2 separate regions of the Homo sapiens genome follow, and region 2 is linked to region 1. Evidence: chromatin loops called from intact Hi-C (ENCODE). Cell type or tissue: GM12878. All regions are shown on one strand. Each heading gives the region's core, and the rest is flanking DNA. Links, peaks and the distances in the headings are about the cores only.

Evidence for each region. Peaks named below come from ENCODE experiments on the same cell type or tissue, not always from the same donor. Only the 100,000 strongest peaks of a DNase experiment are listed, where the experiment ranks them.
Region 2: a loop joins it to region 1, with 3 times the contacts of the local background. A loop is called at or near these places in 2 of 110 quality-filtered maps.

What each region holds. Positions count from the first base shown.
Region 1 is chr5:107,285,091-107,293,271 of GRCh38, reverse strand. No RefSeq gene overlaps it. Among named protein-coding and RNA genes, the nearest start is that of LINC01950, 280 kb to the right of the region's middle. RefSeq lists an enhancer at 6,875-8,074. In GM12878, for the core only: no CTCF peak of the experiment used is centred there; a DNase peak (open chromatin) is centred at 3,741; H3K27ac peaks cover 483 bases; H3K27me3 peaks cover 175 bases.
Region 2 is chr5:107,361,781-107,369,961 of GRCh38, reverse strand. No RefSeq gene overlaps it. Among named protein-coding and RNA genes, the nearest start is that of EFNA5, 310 kb to the left of the region's middle. In GM12878, for the core only: no CTCF peak of the experiment used is centred there; DNase peaks (open chromatin) are centred at 4,151, 4,839 and 5,266; H3K4me3 peaks cover 497 bases; H3K27ac peaks cover 1,333 bases.

The DNA.
Region 1 (8,181 bases), core at 1,612-6,611:
TACATGACAAATGTGAGGCTCACCTGGCTGAGGGGATGAGAAGATGTGGAGCCAGCATCGGCAGGAGTCAGAGTGAGGCTAGGCAAAAAAAGTATTCAGCTTCAAACCACTCTTGTTCTTTTTTCTTTTAAAAATTTTTTAAGGCCTGGCGCGGTGGCTCTCGCCTGTAATCCCAGCACTTTGGGAGGCCGAGGCGGGTGGATCGCAAGGTCAGGAGATTGAGACCATCCTGGCTAACACGGTGACACCCCATCTCTACTAAAAATACAAAATATTAGCCAGGTGTGGTGGCTGGCGCCTGTAGTCCCAGCTACTCGGGAGGCTGAGGCAGGAGAATCGCTTGAACCAGGGAGGCGTAGGTTGCAGTGAGCCGAGATTGCACCACTGCACTCTAGCCTGGGCGACAGAGCGAGACTCCGTCTCAAAAAAACACACAATTTAAATTTTTCACTTTTTAGGACAATTTCAACTTTTAGATACAGAGGGCACATGTGCAGGTTTGTTACATGGCTATATTGTGTGATGCTGAGGTTTGGGGTATGGATCCCACCACCTAGATAGTGAGCATAGTACCCAACAGGTAATTTTGGTGGTTTTTAAACCCACACCCTGCCCTCACTGACCTGTCTAGTAGTCCACAGGGTCTATTGTTCTCATCTTTATGTCTATAAGTACCCAATGTTTAGCTCCCACTTATAAGTGAGAACATGTGGTACTTGGTTTTCTGTTTTTGCATTAATTTGCTTAGGATTATAGCCTCCAGTTGCGTCCATGTTGCTGCAAAAGATACGATCTTGTTCTTTTTCATGGCTGAGTAGTATTCTATGGTGTGTATGTACCACATTTTTATTATCCAATCCATCACAACCATGCTAGTTCTGAATCTTTTACCCTGCTTGGTGAAAACCATAATGAATAAAGCATGCAAAATTTATTTGTGCAAAAGAATAAATAATGGCTTACTGCAGTAGTATCTGCTGGTAAGTTCATTTTTTTAATTCAAAATCTTAATAAGGATCTTCTTTTTGATATTGAACTATTCTGGGATTATGGGAAATGGAAGTATATTTAAAATTTAACAAATTGACAAGAGACACAGTGACCCTTTAGATAACTGGAGTTAAATAATGACAGAAGAAGTGTTCCAAAGCGGTAGATAATTAAATGTCAAACAAGAGTGGCAGCCAGTGAATGCTGTGGGCCTGGCCTGGCATGTTGGAGGTATTCAAGAAATACTTTTGAATGAGTTCACAGGAGGCTTGGAGTGGCAGCAAAGTCTTGGAGGCCGTTGTTAATGGAGTGGACTCTTGGGAGTCAGTTCGGGTTTAGGGATTGATGTGGAGAAAGGATAAGAAAAGGCATTCAAATTGGAAGACCATGGGGAGAGTTGCGAGGAGGGATGATCACCGTGTGTTCACAAAAAATGAGTAAATCTGTGACTGAAGTGGGGGACTGGCAACTCTTTAATAAAATCACTGCAATGTATAGCTCAAGCTTGTCCAACCTGCAGCCCATGGGCTGCATGCGGCCCAGGATGGCTTTGAATGCAGCCCAACACAAATTTGTAAACTTTCTTAAAACATTCTGAGATTTTCTATTTGTAAACTGTCTAAATACATTATGAGTTGTTTTTTGCAATTTATTTTTATCTTTTTAGCTCATCAGCTATCGTTAGTATTAGTGTATTTTATGTGTGGCCCAAGACAATTCTTCCTCTTGCAATGTGGCTCAGGGAAGCCAAAAGATTGGATACCCCAGGTACTGTAGACTGTTCATGGAATTGTATAGTTTCTAAGTACTTTGTAAGTTTCCATTAGTTGCGTAAGGCTAAAAGCCTACAAGGTGGGCTGAAAGGGTTGTCTCTTGGGAAGCTGAAGCTATGTGGCACCACTTTGAAGGGAGACGCAATTTGGGGACTCCTTTTCAGAGAAGCGATAGCTAATGTTATGCAACTGTCGGTAACTAAACTGGATCGGAAGGCTTAAACTATTAATACTTTCCTCTTCTGAACTAGATTTTTAAGCAACTGTAAATGCAAGCAGGTAGGCTGAGGAAGTCAGGTGATGATGCAAGAACTTTAAGGAGTGCTTACCTGTGCTGTGACTGAGATCATACCATAGACAACCTCCTACAATTTTTTTTTTAAGGATAGGAAGCCCCTCCTCACTGCCCCCCGCCCCCCCGTGTGAATGAAAGCATATTGAGGAAATACTTAATAATTAGAATCAGGAACCTGATGAAGAATGGCTTGTCAGTGACTCACTCAGTATACTGGGGCTGAGTTGACTTTTACCAACTCAAGTTTTACAATCTCATTAATGATTGTTAATAACACAGACAAAGAAAAATACTGCCTTGTTTTCTTTCATCATTATGTGTGAATGTAGCTGCCATTTAATGAGTGCCTGTTACATTCTAAGCTTTGCATATGTGCTTTCAGATATTATCTCCAATTCTCCACATCTCCAAAGTGGTTGCTACAATTCTTTTATAGTAGGAAAAGCAGGAAAACTGAGCCACAGAGTGGGTTAGCAACTTTTTCATGCTTACCCAGTCAGGATTCAAAGCCTGGTGTGAGCCCAAAGCCTGCACTCTTTCCACTGTGCCACACTGAGGAGTCTTCTCTGTGTAAAAATTAATTTAAAAATGTGTTATCACTCTTCTAAAATCTGAAAGTAATATTACCCGGACTACTCTGAGAGTGTATGTATATATATTTAATTACCCTTATATAAGCCTGGAGGCATTTTCACACAACCGCCTCAATGCACTTTGTATATTCTAAAGTTTTTCTATAGGCAGAGATTTAGTGACAAACTAAAGTTAGAGCCATGTGCAGAGAATCCCTTGCCCTTTTCCTTGCTGACTCGGCTTCCTGCAGCCTATTGAACAGAGGCTGCCAGAACCCATGTGTGTGTGTGGAGATATCAGTCCTGAAAGCAGAAATTGGCAATGCTCGGAGGACGAAAATGGCTGCAGATGTTGAGGGCGGGGGAGTTCAAAAGCAGCTCTGTTTTGTGGAATCCCACACTTGAGACCTTTTTTTGCGGGGGGGTGATTGGGAAACTAATAGCCCTCCACATTTGAGTTAAAACATTATGCTGCTTTCAGAGGAAATATAAAAGAGCCCTTGCCTTCCCTGCTTAGGCTGAGGCGGCCCTCCCCTTTGCGGCTCATCAACCTTGTGCTTCAGCCTTGGGCCTGGATTCACACCTCCTCCTTGTGACTGGCACTGGTTGAAAGGGAGGATCATGGCCAAGATGTGATCTGGCTGAACAGAAGGGTGTGGTTCCAGCATGGAGCCCCACTCTCATGTCTAACCCCCATCACTTCATCAGACCATTTCTTTGGCTTCCAATACTTCCATTATTATTTTTTTTGAACTTGGCATTTTTAGACTCAATAGTATACATATTGCTTAATAAGTACAATTCCTCAAATATTAAAACATCAATAGATTGCCTATTTTCTGCCTTTACCCCCACCCCCAACCCTCCAACCCCCAGGAGGAATTTATAATCCAAAATCAGTTGAACAAAACTTGATCCTGTTGTACTTTCCAGAACACTCACTTGTTCCACTGAATTCTTTTCTCTTAATTAGGTTCTGGCGAGGTATATGTGCTGTCTTTGTGGAGTCTCATCTCCTGTGCTGTATGTGTGTACATCTCAGATCAGTCAACCAGATCAATCTCTCAACTGTGTGTCAATACCTTAACCACACCACCCACTCATCAACTTTTCGTTTGAGTTTCAGTCTTTCATTTCTCAATTTCTCACTTATGTTCAACTGCTCATATGACCCAATGAATAATTCCTTTTGTCTCTCCTCTCAATTATCTTTTGTCCCAGCAATAGAGTTAGAACCTGTGACTTGGCCCATGAACAAGCTTTCGGGCCATGTGGTAGAACTGGATGAGAACTATGGGATTAAAAGTCTGGAGACAAGACTATTTTTTCTGGTTCAGCAACCTGGGGTTTTGAGTAAGTCTGTTTGCCTTTCTGAGCCTCAGTTCCCTCTTTTGAAACAGAGCTGATGATTGATCTGTAATATTCATTATTCATTGAAGAAGTAGCTAATGAGTGCCTACTTTTTGTGGCTCTGAGCTAGATGTTGTGCAAAGGTGAGAATATAGACACGGTCTCTGCCTGGAGCTTATATATGGGAGTGTCAACTGTCATTGAAGAATTCCACAAGTAACACACTTATCAACCATTATAAGTGCTATGAAAGAGAAGCACAGGGGGCCACAGGAACAGACAACAGATATACTAACCTAGTGGGAACAGGGGAGAGGGATATGTCAGCATGTCGGGACAGGGATATGGGTTTGGATGAGGGATAGTGCAAGAATTAATTAAGCAAAGGGGAGGGGAGAGAGAAGCATTCAGGGCAGAGGAAATAGCCAATGTAAATGCCTCAAACAAGTATATGGAAAGAAATGAATGAAGACCACCAAGGTTGAGAGAGACTACAGTGGGAAAGGGAGGCTTAAGATGAGGCTACAGATGTAGAGAGAGGCCAAATTAGGTGAAACCTTTAACCTTAAATTGTATTCTAAGTACAATGAAAGGATTTGAAAACAGTGGAGTGGCATGAGGTTTGCTTTTTAAAAGTCACTCTGCCTCTGATTAGAGAATTGGTAAGAGGAGGTAGAAATAAATGTGGGGCATTTTTAGTATTCTAGGCAAGAGAAGAGAAAAAGAGAAGAGAAGAGAAGAGAAGAGTATAGCATAGAAGAGGGTGGTAGAAGAGGATGGAGAGAAACAGATGGTCCTTCCATGTTTGTCTCTGATGCTTTTTCTTGTGAACCAACCCTATCAGCCACACAGGAAGGGATCTTGACTCTTCCTGCACTAGGTTTTTGTTTCAGCTTCACATTTGGCACATTGTTTACTTCGTCTTGCTTATTCAATATTTTATCTCCTCCACTGGATTTGAAACCTCTTATAGCAGCTACAATGCCTTGCCTACCTTTTTATTTTCTAAAAAACCTGGCTTTACATATAATGGGTGCATAGTCAGTGTTCTGGTTGGGTCTATGCTTTTCTTTATGGGCAACTTTATTGGTCGATGTGATACCCCCATCCAGAGGCAGAGCTGAGGGATTTGCTGGCAGGCCTGAGAGGTCTTTAGCCTAAACGTTAGGTTATATTAGGTGGAATTTGCTCTGCTATCCCCGAGGAAACAAAGGAAGGAGAAGGGTTGTGGTGGGAGGAAGGGGAAGAAAGATAATTTCTCCTTTGAAGGTCTTAGTTCGGAGTCACAGTCTTCCCTGCTTCGTATTCTCCTGCTGCAGCACTGCCGACAGAATTCTCACACACACACAGTTGCCTAGTTATTTCAAGTGTGATAGTAGGAGAAACTTCTGGAGTGTCAGGATCATCGACTGAGGCAGATGAAGCCTCACCTGGTGCTGACTGTAGGTTTCGTTGCTCTGAGGTGGTCACTGCTTACTCTTCTGAGCCCTTCCTAACCTTTCAGCAATCTGTTCACGTGGTTCCTATTCTCTCCTCAGAGGCTGAGGTACTTTCTTCAGCTACTTTGTAGCCATTGGCAGAGCACGGTCCTTTCCTGTTTGGATCCCAGATCGACCCCTTTTTGGTGTCTGGTTGAAACTCTTGTCTGAGCTGCCAATTTCTTCAGAAATTAGGAGTTTTGTTCCGGGTTCTCTTTCCATAAATTCTATTTCCTCTAGGTTTCTTTCCTTTTGTGCTCCAAGAGACTTTTAATAGTCATTCTTCAAATTTGGGGACTTCGGAACAGTTCATGACAGGTATTTTCTTTCCCTCATCTGCTTTGTTAAAGAAAAAATAATAGGAGAAGAAACTTTAGCTTTCCTCAGTGCCGTTCCTTTTTCCTCAGAGCCTACTTTGAACTCCTTCTACTACAGTCCCTTTATAGGGCTTGTAATAGACGATAATGTGCTAAAAGCAATCTCTGTTAGACTCTGGGAAGTCTCATTGTCTTCAGTTAGACTCTTTAAGATTCTTAAAACCCCCCAGGCACATTTAAACTTAAAAAGCTAGACCTTGGTCTGGGATCACCCTTCATTCATACTTATTTTCTGGTGAGAGTGGTATTTTTCTCTGGCTGATATTTTTCAATCTAGAATTACAAAATACTTGTGGCTGAAGGTCACTTTAGAGACCATCTCAATTCTTATCCATATTCTTATTCTGTTGTTAAGAAACCTAAAGGCCTGGTGAATCAAGTAGTTTGTCCTAAGTCATTTAGTTATTTAGTATTAATGACTAGAATCTTTGTCTTCAAAGGCCTAGCTTTCCATTCTTTGTAATTCTCTACTTTAATTTTCTACCGAAACTCATACAGCAGGACAAAGACATTGTGTTCTCACAGGGCATTGCATCATTCATTCCATCAATCATTTAACAAATATTTATTGAACGCCTATATAAGCAAGGAGCTGTGCTGGTGCATAACGAGTATGCATAAACAGCTTGATTTAAATACAAGCCAAATACAATTAATTTCTGTTAACCATTTATAATTGTAAATTCTTTTCCTAGGAACTGAAAAAATACAACCAAAATATTTTATGCTTCTATCATGTACAGACAGTTATTTTAGAAAGAACAGGGAGAATGCCATGTACTAATTATGCTGAGTTATGGATTTCTTGAGTTTTATAGAAATGTTTTGGTATGAAAAGAGATGGGGTAAGCAAGCTTAAGTTTTCGTAAAATAAACATTGGAAATTAAGACCATCTTCAGAATAGCTACGTGGTGGATAAAAAGTTTAGAAAATGTAATGTAGAGGCCGGGAGTGGTGGCTCACGCCTGTAATCCCAGTACTGTGGGAGCCTGAGGAGGGCAGATCTCTTGAGATCAGGAGTTTGAGACCACCCTGGCCAACATGGTGAAACCCTGTCTTTACTAAAAATACAAAAATTAGCCAGGCATGGTGGCAGGTGCCTGTAATCTCAGCTACTGGGGAGGCTGAGGCAGGAGAATCCCTTGAACCCAGCAGGCAGAGGTTGCAGTGAGCCTAGAAGGCACCACTGCACTCCAGCCTGGGCAACAGAGTGAGACTCTGTCTCAAAAAAAAAAAAAAAAAAGGATGTAATGTAGAATGAAATTGTTGTCTCTGAAAACTGTCATCAAGTTGTTTGTTTTACAGGTGGCTTATTATTACATCTTGAAAGGACTGGATATCTGAGCACTGTCTGACATTACTTTTGACTTCACTGGAGGTAACCTAGAAGGAGAGAGATGTCTCAGCAGTTTCTTTATCAATCGCCACCTTTGGATTTAGCCTTCTGTGGTCATTTTGAATAGCAAGCATCTGAGACAGCAAAGGTGGGCGCAACTGCCAAAACCACAACCCACGGTCAAAAGGATCGTCATCCATTTGGGGGTAAGAGGCATGATATGACGTTCAAAGAGTGCCATGTCAGGAGTCAGAGGGCCTGGTTCTGTGCCTAGTGCCAGCTTTTCTTCCCTCGTATGACCTCCTGGCAGGCCACCTAATCCTATGGATAATTTTTCCTCACCTTTAAAATAGTGATAAAAGCTCCTGCCTTACCTATGGCATGACATTATTTTGAGGATCAAATGGGATTGCTAATGCAAAGCTGCTTTCAGAACTCAAAGACCTCTGGGAATATAAGGCAGTTTTTGTTTTTAAAAAAACCTAGAAAATTGACCAGTAACAGAAGTATTTACCTTGCAGAAATTAGTGTTTCCTTCTTTGGTGGGTGTTGGGAGTCTGTGTGCATATTTTACTCTGTGGAAAGCACTTCTGTTCCCCTTGCTTTGAAACTGGCAGGAGATAGGCTCAGTGCTGGTGGGAAGTAGCTAGCCTCTCTTATCCCTTCAAAGAAGCAAGAACAGGACTGAATTTTATTAGAGAGGCTCACTGTGATGGACATGATGAGGCAGCAGCCACTGGATCACTCCCAGTGATCTCTCATTCCCGCAGAGTCATGGGAACACTTCACAGACAACCGATGTGAGGTTCTGAGTCATGTTTGCAATGTTTCCAGGTGATGGCTGATACCAAATGTTTCTTTTTCTTTTGTGCCAGGGCTGTAGGTTCTGTTGTGTCATGATAGAAAGGAGTAAAAGAAAAAATCCTTTTGCAATGCTTGATTGTAGAGAAGATTTTATTTTACATTCCATTATTTCGTGCAATAAGCTCTCATTGAGTGGGCACCATCA
Region 2 (8,181 bases), core at 1,747-6,746, 77 kb before region 1:
AAAGCTCCCAGTCATTATGGGGCTGCACACATCAGTGAGGAAGCTTGTGAGGCCATAGTCCCTTCTGAGGAAAGAAAGAAGGCATTTATTTACTGGGCTGCCATGTAATATGCCAAGTCATCACACTGATAACTGATTGGACAGGGAGTGGGCACCTGACCCAGAAGCAGCCAATCCTCAGGCTAGTCAATGTCCTATATATATTCTGGCAAGGAAAGAAATATTTCTGCCATTACTTGTTATATAATAATTACCCAGAACAATTAGTATATCCTGCTTGAAAGGTAATAGAAATAGAATAAATCAGAAGAAAGGGAGATAAACAAAAGAGAGCAGATATGCAGAATGTACCTAGTGTCATTTCTTCTAGCAAAGCCCTAACTTTGATTGTGCAGTTCCATAGAGCTGCTTCCTTAAGCCCAGAACAACCTCCTAGTTCTGGTCACTGTAATGCCTGGTCATTATTTGACTTCTATTTTGAGAGTTTCATAATATTCTGACTCCATTATTAGCATAGGCGTCCTTAAAATAAGCCCTCATTATTTGAGGCATCCTGTGTGAATCACAGTTCTTTGCAAGCAAAATAGTCTATTAAACAAATATAGGATAAGAGGGCTGGGAAGAAAGTGTGATGAAAGCACAGAGGGAGTAATTAATGCTACTAGAATTTCAGAATCTGATTTTGAATTTCAATGTATTACCGTACTGAAGACTTTTGCCATATTTCAAAGGTCACATCTAAATTGACAAAATAATTATATAAAATGGTTCCCTTGATTTTCTTGAAGATTCAGACTTTTTTTAATTTGATGAGATCGGGTACAAAATAAAATAAATGTCCCCACTGATACCTCATTTCAGTTGGCACAGGGAGGAGTTACAAAAAAGTAAGATTCCGATTAGAGAATCAATGAGAAGGGCTAACAAATGGTAAGATGAATGCCAAACACTGCCACAAATGAGCTCAAGGATCAATAGTGGAAAAATAAAAAAAAGGACCTTTCTAAGTCCTAAGTCCACAGGAGCAGACCAAGGAAAACTTTCCTTAATTAGTCCTCTGCTTGGGAACCTAGCGCGCTTCCCCATTAACATGTGACATTTCCTAACGAAGTGATGTACACATCAGCCAGTCTAATGCTTGGATTGGTGGTAACTTGTTTCTACTTGGCATAAACCCTCAGGGAAATCAGAACTTGCTGAGTAGTCTTGAATGTTACCAGTATTTTCCAGCACCTGTTAGCCGTTACGCAGGGAAGGCAACTCATTATCAAGCATAAATGCTGTCAGTAATGGCGGGGAGGAGTCCTAAACGAGTGCAGGCCAGGGGCAACAACTCCTATTGGTATAAATATTTTCTTCCACAAGTTCATATCGTTTAAAAATTCCTTTTCAATATGGATAATCTTTAAGGCAGGAAAAAAATGTTTCAATGCAATAATTTGTGGTGCAAAACAAAAGATGTCTCGGTGGTTTAAATCTGTGCACCCTGGATGGGAGGGGGTGGCAGTGGGAAGGCACATTATTCCAATTCCACTTGGTTGCCGCAGAAGTTTGCTGGGTTCTCTTTCACTCCGAGAAAAAGCTCTCAGCACTGATGGGAGAGTGCACAGTTTAGATAAACTGGATTAGAAGAAGAGAAAGAGATGGATATAATTCTTTCTTAGACACGAAAAACGGCATGGCTGCCTGCTATAATAAGTCCAAGAAAAGGGCCATGCTTATCTCAACTCCAACCTGATGCCAGTAATTATACAGAACATAAGAAGTGAGGACCCTGTTAACCAAAGCAGGGGGTTTATCTGGCCTTTGTAGGCTCCTGGATAAATCCATTAGCATTGCAGCCTCAGGACTCCCCCTCTTGTAGCACAGTGTTTACCCTTATCTTCTGCTTGACACAAAAGCACAATCAAGACAAAGCCAAGGAATGTGTGGCTCTTCTTTGCCACTAAATGCCTTCCCTGTTTTTCTCTTTTAATTATTATTTATATTTTGCATTTGTTTTCAGGTTAAAGTAAAATAAAGTGGAAAGGCTATCCTGCATTTCCTGGGCTCTGGTCTCATTAGCCAGATTTCCTTAAAACTCTGGTACTTCAGAGAAGTTTTGCCAAGTGGCTAAATGAAATGCACACAATTGCAAAGTGTTATGAATATTTATGATGGTTTAATGATGGGATTTTTTGCATCCATGAATAATAAAGATTTTAACAAGAACAGATAATGAGATGGGGACAAAACAGTGAAGTGGGTAATACAAGGACTGCTCTCGGAGGGCGCCCACTGAGAACAGCAGGAGCTGACCACCTCCCCGTCCTCTCCACCACAACTAAGTGCAAAAGGGGGCACAGGGTGTAGGCTCTTTTCTTCCACTCTCTTAATCTATATCATCAGCTAAAATAGGCGTTTATCCACACTTTGTGCCTAAGCTCATGGCCTCCCCTGGAGGTGCAGGAAGCTCAGAGTGATAGACAACACCATTGTAAAGTGACCTTCCACTTCTAACAGCAGTATTTATTTCAGCCTTGGATCTCCAGCAGAAGTAGCTGCTTTGCCTTTTCTGAGCCAACTACTAATTAAAAAACACTTGGTGGAGGAAAAAGTTGCTGGGTCCTCTCTCTGGAAGCTGATGACTATCTCCCAGGCCACCAACTTCAACTTGGGGAGGGCCTTCAACAGAATTTTCTAAAAGGCAAATGTTAAAGTTGCCATCCCCACCAATATTTTATGTATTGAAGACAAGTAATTCCCAGTGTGACTCTGCCGGTCTCTGGCATTTCAGGATGCTCTGTGTGTCCCAGGGCTTGGTCCCCAGCAGCCTGCCCTGGGAGCATTATGCCTCCTTACACACAAAACCTGGCAGTGACTCCAAAGAGAGCCATTGACATAAAGGGGGTTAAGTGGAGGAGTTCTGGGTTAGCTGCCGCCTTTGGCTTGGGTGGTTTACTCATCAAGTGAGGCGAACATTCCCTGACCTCCCAAGATCATTCATTCATTTATTCAGTAAATATTTATGAAGCACCTACTATGTGCCACAAGTGTTCTAAACATTTGTGATACGTACATGAACAAAACAGACAATGGTCTATTCTCAAGAATCTTACACACTGGTAGGTTTCCTGCACAGCAGGTTTTAATGAAATTGGCAGGCAGGGATATCGGACTGTGTGAGAATATTGGTGAGGAATCTAGCGATGGAGAGTAAGTAAAGGGATCATAAGGGCCTTCTGATGCTGGGCATGCTTTCTCTGCACCGAATTTACTCTAAATGAGTTTCCAGATAAGAAGTGTTTTCCCATGAATTTGCATCAATAGATTTAAGACAGAATATATTTAATAAAACGAATAAGTAAGTGGTGGATCATTGGTAAAGTGACCCAGGCAATAAGGACATAGAACTTCCACATTTATCTCGGTAACAGGCTTGCTTTATGTGGTAGATATAAAAAGTCCAGAAAAGTTGCATGGAAATCAAAGGATATTTTTAAAGTCCTTAAAGAATGTGTGAGTGCGTTTGTCTTATATAGAATTACACGGTGAATTCTTTTGTTAAATAATGACGATGTCTTGTTTTATTTCCACTGGGAATTTGAGTTTCCATATACTGCTTTTTATACACAGACATAAATGTCCACTCTTCATTAACTATCCTTGGATTGAAAATCGTTAATAAGCCATAACATTGCCTAATATTTGGTTGACACCTTGTGTTGGGGTGTGCGCATCCATGCTCTTAAATCTACTGATGCAAATTCATGGGAAAACAATTCTCATCTGCAAACTCGTTTAGAGTAAATTAGGTGCAGAGAAAGAATGTCCAATATAAGAAGGCCCTTATGATTCCTTTACTTGCTCTCCATCCCTAGATTCCTCACCAATATTCTCACACAGTGTGACATTCCTGCCTGCCAATTTTATTAAAGCCTGCTGTGCGGGAATTTCCTTTCTCTGCTTTACTAGCTACCAAGACAACCCCGTCAACGTGATTTTTCACACATTTTCTCTTCCTGTGTTCCGCATCTCAGTGAAATTTCATCTCCCTGACTCACTGTTAAGTGTTTCTCATCTGAAATCACACTCACTCGTAATCTCACATAAAGTGCAAAAAGAGGAAGTTACAAAAGGAGAAAGACAGACCAAAGTCCTTCTCCTTCCAATGATTCAGACATTAAGCAAAAGCTACGTGGGAATTGTCCAGTCAACCAAGACTAGCAACTGAGCACCAACATCCACAGAACAGAAGATTAGGCTTGGTGTACCACACTCCGCATGCCACAGTACTTGTCCCTTAAGGGAGCACATACATCTGTCTAGGTATTCAAATCTGAGGAACCGATAATAGGTGTTTCATAGACCAAAAGAGTCATTGCAAACTGGATTCCCACAGGATAGACCCTGCAGTGCCTCCTCAGGCAATTAGAAGCAGAGCTAGAGGAGGGACAGCCAGAAGGAACGGAGGCAGAAGACAGGAATGAAGAGGAAGAAAACTCATAGAACAGAGGCTGAGAAGTGGCTTTGGAAGGAAGTTCCCTGCCCGTGCCACCTTACTGTCAGAAAAACCTCAAAAAAGTCTCTTAGAGGAAATAAGCAGCCTCCTATTGTTTATCACAAAAAGCAAAAAGCTTTAATACCACCCAAAGCTGAGGTCATGTAGGTACATTCTAATTCCAATATTCCCAGCACCTCCAACAATATGTTTATGCACATGTCCAGTAATAGCCACATCATCACAATGTTAGGACTAGGAGCTGGAACCTGAGTCTGACTTGCTTCTGACCAGTGTGTCATGGTTACACTTGGTCAGTTGGAAGTCCTTGCATTGCATCAAGAGCTATGTGTAGCGCTTAGCTATACATGAGTTCTACTATCGAGGACTTGGTATCTAAACTATAGATCAAACACCTATGATGGAGACTGGAGGAAACTGATCAAAATAGGCTGTTTGTGTGGTTATGTGTAGTCAGAAGTCAGGTGGAAGGAAGACTTCCTGGTTTCTTGTTCCTTTTATCTTAATTCACAAAGGAAGCATGGGAAGGGATGCATGGGATGAGAGGGGAAAAAAATACAGGAATTGAAACCCTAAGGCAATCATGACATGTAGAGACACATCAGTGGTCATCTTTGTTGATTATTTCCATCATCAGGCATGCAATTACTTTCTAATGGTGACCATCATAGCATAGAAAGTATTAAGGTCCTGGGAAAAACAAATGTGAACCAAAAACCTATGTAGAAAATACACACACATTTTAAAGGGGAAGTTAATCAATTAACCAAGACAGCACTAAGTAGTACTACAATGGCTAACTGGTTTCAACCTAACTGAGCTGGTGGTTCCTTTGCTCCCAGGCATATTCTTTGAGCTCTTAAGAGATGGGCCAAGGCTTACCAAAAAAAAAAAAAAAAAAAAAAAAAAAAGAAAAAAAAAGAAAAAAAGGCACCTGATGGAATCAGCAGAAATCATATAACACAGGCTCAGAGTGACAAACAGATTGTCCAAATCCCCTGTGGAAGTGTCTGAGTTGTATCTGAACTTGCTGTCTTCTTAAAAATTACATGAAGTGCTGGTTTCTGTTAGCTTCTTGGTATGGTTTGAGAGAGCACTGGCTTTGGAATCAGAGAAACATTGAGTTTAAATCCTGTCTAGGCCATCTATTTACATAAAAATTCCTCCACCTCTTCATCCATAAAGGACTGGTAAGAACGTTTGCCTTAGATGCTCTCATTAGAAGGATTATATGAGATAGACCATATCAAGTAACAAGCACAGTGATTGGCTCAGGGTAAATGCCCAATAATAATTGTCACCAACAAGAACATTTGAAACAATACCTAGGAAATATTTGAACATAGGAAGTCCTTTGGCCTACTTTGCTTTTGGTGCTTGTCTTTTCCTGTTTTCTGTTTCTTATCTTTATTTTTTCTTAACTTGAGATACAAATGTGTAGCTTTCTCAAGTTCTCAAGACTCTATCCTAGTCTCTAATGCTTGTCATACTTCCTAAAATGGAGGAAATGATGAAATGATGAAAATGTTTTTGTCTAACAAATAAGGAAGGCTCAACAGATGGTATACTTGAGATGACCTCTTCATAAAAAGAAATCCATCCGACGTATCCCCCAAACGAGAGTACTGCTTTAGAACAGTCCTCTGGGAGGCCATACACATATTCTCAATGTTGTTACCTTTGTTTACAACTTTTTAAAAACATTCCCCTTTTGTAACTGCTTTCAGAATCTTTTCAATGTCCAATGATGATAAATTTTTGTGCTGTGAAGGTGCATTTAATTTTGAGAAGTAGCCAAAAGTCCATGAAAGCAAAACTGATCAGTATAAAGTGTGAGCTATTTGGGTAGCACTGTTTTTATGCAAAAATGAGATGTAATTTGTAAAAGATCAATACGATTTCCTTGCATGGGTTTTAAACGTTTCAGAGGGGAAGTCCAGTGATATTTGAAATAAATTCAGTATTTCTAGAATCGATACTGGTTTCTAAAATTACTCCTTTGAAGGACATCTATTTTGACTGTTTAAATCCCTTTGTGTCTGGTTAAAATGTACACACACAGAGTCAGCATTCATCACTTTATGTCACTCCTAATAGAACCAGAGATGGTGACATTTCTCACATCTGTAATACACCAAGTAATAAAAAATGTGTGAAAAATTTAGCAATTAGAAATGCTTGCTATGGAGTGGATCAAACTTCTTATTTTCATCAGCTCGAGATGTGCATTTTATATGTTGTGTGACAAAGTAATTATGGCCTTATGGAAACCTCTTGGTCATAAAGCTGGTTAACAATACTTGCAAGGCGTGTGAAGGTAGACGGTGTTGAATACAGCAAACTTCTGTTCTGGGTATCCTATTAACAGAACCCTCTGTTAAACTAAATTTTTTGGTAGTGCAATGAAAACCTCCTACAATTACATTGACCACAAGGTTGTACAAGATAGTAAAATACTTTATGAACGAACAAAAGAAAAAAAAAGTGCCTTTTTTTTTTTTTTTTTTTTGAGATGGAGTCTTGCTCTGTCATCCAGACTGAAGTACAGTGGTGCCATCTCAGGTCACTGCAACCACTGCCTCCCAAGTTCAAGCAATTCCCCTGTCTCAGCCTCCCATGTAGCTGTGATTACAGGCACTCACCACCACACCCAGCTAATTTTTGTATTTTTAGTAAGCCAATTTCTCCATATGCCAGGCTGGTCTCAAACTGCTGACCTGAAGTGATCTGCTCGCTTCTGCCTTTCAAAGGGTTGGGATTACAGGCGTGAGCCACCACACCTGGCCAAAATGATGTTCTTTACAGTTGTGGTGTTGAATATATTTTATTATAATTATATTCTTTCAAAATTGCTAATTCATGTTGAAGATTCATGCACAGTATGTCCAGCAAATTACTATCATGGCACATGTTTGGTGAACCATCCCATCCCACCAGGCAACAATAAAGGACCAAGAACATTGTCTCAAAGTCTCCAGTTGGCATATAGTTCTCCCCTTCTCTCCCATCACTTAACCAATTTCTGAGCCACTATGATGTGGTAGGTGTGTTCCTTATGTGAAACATATAAGATGTCGCACGTCTTTGTAACAACACTTTAAAGGTGAAGAAACTGAGCTGCAGAAAGTGTGGATCCTTCGCCTAAAGCCTCCTGCCACCTAAGCAATAGGGCAAGGACTTGAAGTCAGCTGGGTGTGGATACAAATCCAGACTTTACCAAAAGGCCCTGGTAACTCAAACTGGGTTGAGCAACAGTCGTGAGCTGAACTCTGGAAAGGTTACAGAACAAGAGGAAGAAGTTTCAGTATTATGTAACCAATTGGCAAGTTTCGTGATTGTTAGTGATGCATTTTGTGGACTCAAAATCCCCTCCCCCTCGCTCTTACAGGTTGCATTAGCCATGTGCTTTCAGGCAGCCTTAACTCTGGCTTTCTTCAGAGTTGACATCATTAACCCACTCTATTAGGGTAAGCAGGGAAAGGCAAAATAACAAACTTAAAAAGATATTACCTCAATTGTTTATCCCCAAATGCTATATAATTCATGCTAACACACTCAAATATTACAATGTTTTTCTTGACAACTTCCTTTAAACAATGAGAAGAATTCCTTCTGTGTTTTTCACTTATGTGAACTATAATGTTCTTCTGTGGGTGAGTTTGTCTACAAGCAAAGAATTT